Linked DNA regions of Homo sapiens: region 2 is linked to region 1. The links are chromatin loops, found by intact Hi-C in ENCODE. Cell type or tissue: lower leg skin. All regions are shown on one strand.

Evidence for each region. Peaks named below come from ENCODE experiments on the same cell type or tissue, not always from the same donor. Only the 100,000 strongest peaks of a DNase experiment are listed, where the experiment ranks them.
Region 2: a loop joins it to region 1, with 6 times the contacts of the local background. A loop is called at or near these places in 1 of 110 quality-filtered maps.

Annotation. Positions count from the first base shown.
Region 1 is chr10:49,108,741-49,111,240 of GRCh38, forward strand. The region is part of intron 1 of VSTM4 (V-set and transmembrane domain containing 4); the gene reads right to left. Among named protein-coding and RNA genes, the nearest start is that of VSTM4, 5.5 kb to the right of the region's middle. RefSeq lists an enhancer at 1-766. In lower leg skin, no CTCF peak of the experiment used is centred here; a DNase peak (open chromatin) is centred at 1,411.
Region 2 is chr10:49,375,967-49,378,466 of GRCh38, forward strand. All of the region lies in intron 6 of DRGX (dorsal root ganglia homeobox), which reads right to left. Among named protein-coding and RNA genes, the nearest start is that of DRGX, 19 kb to the right of the region's middle. In lower leg skin, no CTCF peak of the experiment used is centred here; a DNase peak (open chromatin) is centred at 1,145.

The DNA.
Region 1 (2,500 bases):
ATCCACAACTTCCTGTCCTTTGGTTCCTTAGTTAAAACCAGCCCGAGGGCTGCCCACTCCCAGCCACTGTTCTGCCCCTGAGCTGACCTGTGATGGAGCCACCCCAGCGCCCACTCCACCACCCAGACCAGTAGACCTCAGAGAGGCCGACTGCTGAAGTCTTCTCCCAGGAGCCACGATTCATGGTGTACCCTGGACTGCCCAGTGCGACCAGGCTGCCCGGTGCTCACAGCACAGCCCTCTGGCAGGCAGGGCCCGAGAAAAGATGCTTTGCACAGGATGCCTGGAACCTCTTTCTGCCAAGTCAGGGCTGTCTTCTCACCAGGTTCCATGTCCCCACCCCTGTACTGCCCCATGTATCACTCCAGGAAGCCATTCGCCTCCACCCCCCCACACAAGCAGGTGTCCCCATGGTCATCCCAAAGCACAGCTTTCAGTCCCAAAATGCCACCATCTGGTAACAGAAGAGGGCTTGGGCCCCAGATGTCACAGCCACCAAAACCTTTGACCCCTGGGCAGTGCTGCAGGGAAGCAAGGAGGAAAGTGGAAAAACAGATCAAGCAAGATCTGAACATTTGACAAGGAGGCTGTGGAGCAGCAAGCAGGCGGCCCTGCGGTGGGCTGGGGGAGGGATGGTAGATACAAACTATTCTTCATTGTAAAAATCCAGGCAACAGGTCTTCCTCCTATACAGTTTCCACTATTGATTTAATAACTGAACACCTCAAGACAGATGATTTCAGGATCATTTTTCCTTAATTTTCTTTCTCATCTCTCAGAAGACAAGCACTAGCCCACAGGATATTCAAGGGTAATTCCATGAGCCTTGACTTCATCACACCCATAAAGTCCCTTTTGTCATATAACGTTCCATTCACAGGTCCCCAGGGATTAAAACACCAAAGTCTTTGATATATATGGAAGTGAGCTCAGAAGAAAAAGGGTTAAGGCTCAGCTGGACTCTCCGCTGGATGGGTATGAGGTCTTCTATGCCTACAGTGATGCGGGAGATACTTAGGGCTGCAGACTAATGTGTAGCCAAAGGAGGGACCCACTCTGGTAGCAATCCCGCTGTCATCAGAAGCCCCTCCTGCAAGGCAAATGAAGAGGAATTGGCCCCACAATTCCCCCTGCATCTCGCCCACCTGGCAGGCACCTGGCCCATGGGCCATGTTAAATTAGTCAGAAGACATTTCTTCCTCACTGCTGAAGCCCTGTGTGAAGTCCACACAGCTCCCACGGCAGGAGCTCCCTGGTGAGGAATGCAGCAGCTGGGGGACACTGGCTGACCCAGCTCCAACAGCTGCTGGGGTTGGGCAGCCACAGAGAGCAGCAACGATGCAGCAGCTGGCTTCCAGAACTGAAGTCCAGCCCCACCCCGCCCTCAAGAGCTTCCCAGTGGAGGCCAGGAGAGCTGAGGAAGGCAGGAAATTGAAACAAGATGGGTGGGATGAGAGTGCAGCCGGGACCCCACGCCCCAGGCTCCTCCTATTAATGCTACATGGAAGAGGGATTATTTATAGTGACTGAAACCAGAAGGATGTGCCAAGTGCTCCAGTCCCCATGGGAGGCCAGATTTCTTCCTGGAGGCAAGCTAGTAACCCTTCCACTTCTGTGGCTCAGGACAGGGTCAGGGGATCCCAGGAAAGGGAAAGGACTATTCTCTAGCCTTCCAGGATGAACCCTCTTTTTATAGGCGCACCTCCCTGCCTTCATTTTGCCCCATATTCTCTTACAAATGGCACAAACTTCTGTTTCTTCTACCAAAGTGCAAAGACCTTTGTTATGGGTTGAATTGTGTCCTCCCAAAATTCATATGTTGAAGCGTTAGCCCCAGGACCTAAGAATGGGACTGTATTTGCAGATAGGGTCTTTAAAGGAGTAATTAAATTAAAATAAAGTCATTAAGCTGGGCCCTAATCTAGTATCAATGGTCTTTATAAGAAGAGGAGATAAGAACACAAACACCACAGAGGGAAGACCCTGTGAAGACACAGGGAGAAGGTGGCATCTCCAAGCCAAGGAGAGAGGCCTCAGGAGAAACCAACCCTGCCAGCACCTTGATTGGATTTCCAGACTCCAAAATGTGATGTTTCTGTTGTGTAAGTACCCCAGCCTATGGTACTCTGTTATGACAGCGTAAGCACACTAATCCAGCCCTGTTCACAGCAAGCTTCATTCCAGCCCTCTACCTGCACCTTCAGCACCAGGAGGTGGGTGGTGTGGTTAGAACTCTGATGGCCACAGGCCCCCGCCAAGTCTGAAAGCTTTGCTGGAGGACACAAGCTATTCAGGTTGTGGGGTCCCTGTGCCTGTGACAAGCCTTCTCAGCAAAGCTGGGTGCCTTGAGTAACATTCTTCTCTTCCCCAGCCCTGCCTTAAACCCAGCAAAGGTGGCACATGTATCCAGGCAACTGTGAGATGGGGCAAAGCAGGAGGGAGGAGAGGGAATGCAGTTAGGGCACCCAGGGGCTGGCAAATGTGAGCCAGTTGGGTGTTT
Region 2 (2,500 bases), 270 kb after region 1:
CAAACCCATCAGCACCCATAGGAAATGGCTTCTGCAGAGTGAGTTGCAGGTTTTCAAGCCAGAAGATGACAGAAGGTGCCTGTCAAAGGAGCAGAATCAATACAGGGTGTAGGGGGCTGGAAGGTTGCACACCCAGGTCCCTGAATTGTTGTGCCTCTGACATTCATGCTATGTGACCTTGGACAGTTCTATCTCTTCTCCAGGCCTCAGGTTCCCCCACTATATTCTGCAGAAGCCGTGGTAACATGCTCAACAAAGAGATCTCCTACAAATCTTAAGTGCCAGGATTCTCCACCTGTCTTCCTGACATCAGCTAGGCATGGAGGAGCCAGGGCTGACCCAGCCACTTTCCCCATGAGGAACGACCACTTCTGTCCCCTTGAGTCCTCTGCTCCCCAAATACCTGTATCCTCAGTAACAAGCCAGGAGCCCTGGGAGACTGTGTTGCTTTCCTGGAGCCCTATGTGCTGTCCACACACCATGAACCCCAGTCACCATGCACTGGGTACTGGGAGACTCTCCCATGGGAGAGTAAATGCTTGCAGGAAGCAGAAACCTCTGCCTCAGCGATCCAAACCCAAGCCCTAATCAGATCCCAAGTGACTTTTTGGCTCAACATCATGACTCTAACAACAATTACGAGAACTTAGGTGGATTTGGATGTGCCAGATGCATGGGCACCATTAGGTATGGCTGTTACAGTCTTTGTTTCACAGGTGAGGAGCCTGAAATCCACCCCAAGGTGACCCAGTGTCAAGAAGGACGCAGCATTGCCAGGCTCCTTCCCGGTGTTCATGTTTCTCTCTGCCTGGGGGACCCTCACTCACTGCACAGCTCAAGCATCTTCTCTGGAAAGACTTCTTCCTGTGGAGAAACTTCCTCCCTCCTCTGGGCTTCCCCATACTTTGTATGCCATTGTTTGCTTCTATGAGAGTCCATGACTGTCACCTGAACTAGGATTCTTGGTGGACCTGTCTGTCTCTCCAAGCCCACCCCCTAGCCCTCCAGATCCTTCACGTAGGGATGAGTCTAATTCATTGCTAGATGCTCAACCTGTGGTTCAGAGTCTGGCAAAGTGTAGCTGCTCAGTGGGTGCTGAATGAAGAACAGGAGAGCCTCGAGGTCTCTGGAGTCCTGCAGGTGGCCAGCAGTGCAAAGCCAGGGTCAATATCTTTGGAATCTCCTAAGAGAGGACCTTCTCCCAGGCCCAGAGCAACACAAGATTCTTTCCTTCTTTTCCCAAACTGCATTACATTTTACTCTGCACCAGACTCTGTGCTGGGGCAGAGGTAGGTGGAAGGATCCAGAGGCATGTTGGATGTGAATAGTGCCCTTAAAGTATAAATAGTCCCAACTGGAAGTACGGGTGGTCAACAACAAACACCCCAACTCATGGCAGGGGCCAGCATAACCTTGATACCTGTGGCAGTTAGTGTCTGCAGTCAGTCTTCAATGGACCACACCTCCCAGGACTCACACCCACGTGCAGTCCCCTCTGCCTGAGTCTGGGCTGGCCCGGCGATTGGCTTTAATCAATAGGATGCAGCAGCAGTGACACTGTACCCATTCTGGGTGTGACCCTTAAGAAGGCCTGGCATCCTCTGCTTTTATACTCTTGGTATCCAACCACCATTCAACCCTACCCCAAGCTAACCATAGGAGAGACCATGTGGAGAAAGAGGGAGAGGTTCCAGCCTCCCAGCATCTCTGTAAAAGCACCAGAGACCTAAGTAATGCCATCTTGTATATACCAGGCACAGCTGCCATCTGACTGCAACCTCACGAAAGAGCCTAAGGAAAAGCAGCAGAAGAACTGCCCAGTTGAGCCCAGCCAGCCCTCAGAATGATGAGAGATAACACAACAGTTGCTATTTTATAATACTAACTTTTGGGGCAACCACAGTTAAATAAAACCATACCAAAACCTGGAATGGAGATTATAAGAAAAAAACCACAGGCCCATCTCCTCATGATCATAGCTTCAAACTCCCTAAAGAAAACATTAGCAAACCAAATTCAGTAATATGTAAAAAGAATAGCATGTCACATCTAATTTGGGTCTATTCCAGGAATGTGCAGTTGTTTTAACATTTAAAAAAAGAATCAATATAATTCATCCTACTAGTATATTGAGAAAGAAAAAAAATCATGCAGTCAGCTCAACAGTTACAGAAGAAGTGATGAAATTCAATATTCATTAATATTAGTAATTTTTAAAAATGATAAGATAAAATTCTTAGAAAACTAGGATGAAGAAAATATATTTAATTGATAAAGGGTATCTTTAAAAAAAAAGGCAGCAAACACAACTGTGAAACCCTAAGAGCTTCCTCATGAGATCAATAAAGCAACAGCAGGTCACACACACCACATATTGCACGATTCCATTCACATGAGATGTCCACAGTCTGCAGAGACAGAGGGCAGAGTCAGGGTTGCTCTGGGCTGTGCAAAATGGAGAAAGTGCCAGTGACTGATAATGAGTACAGAGTGGTGAAAA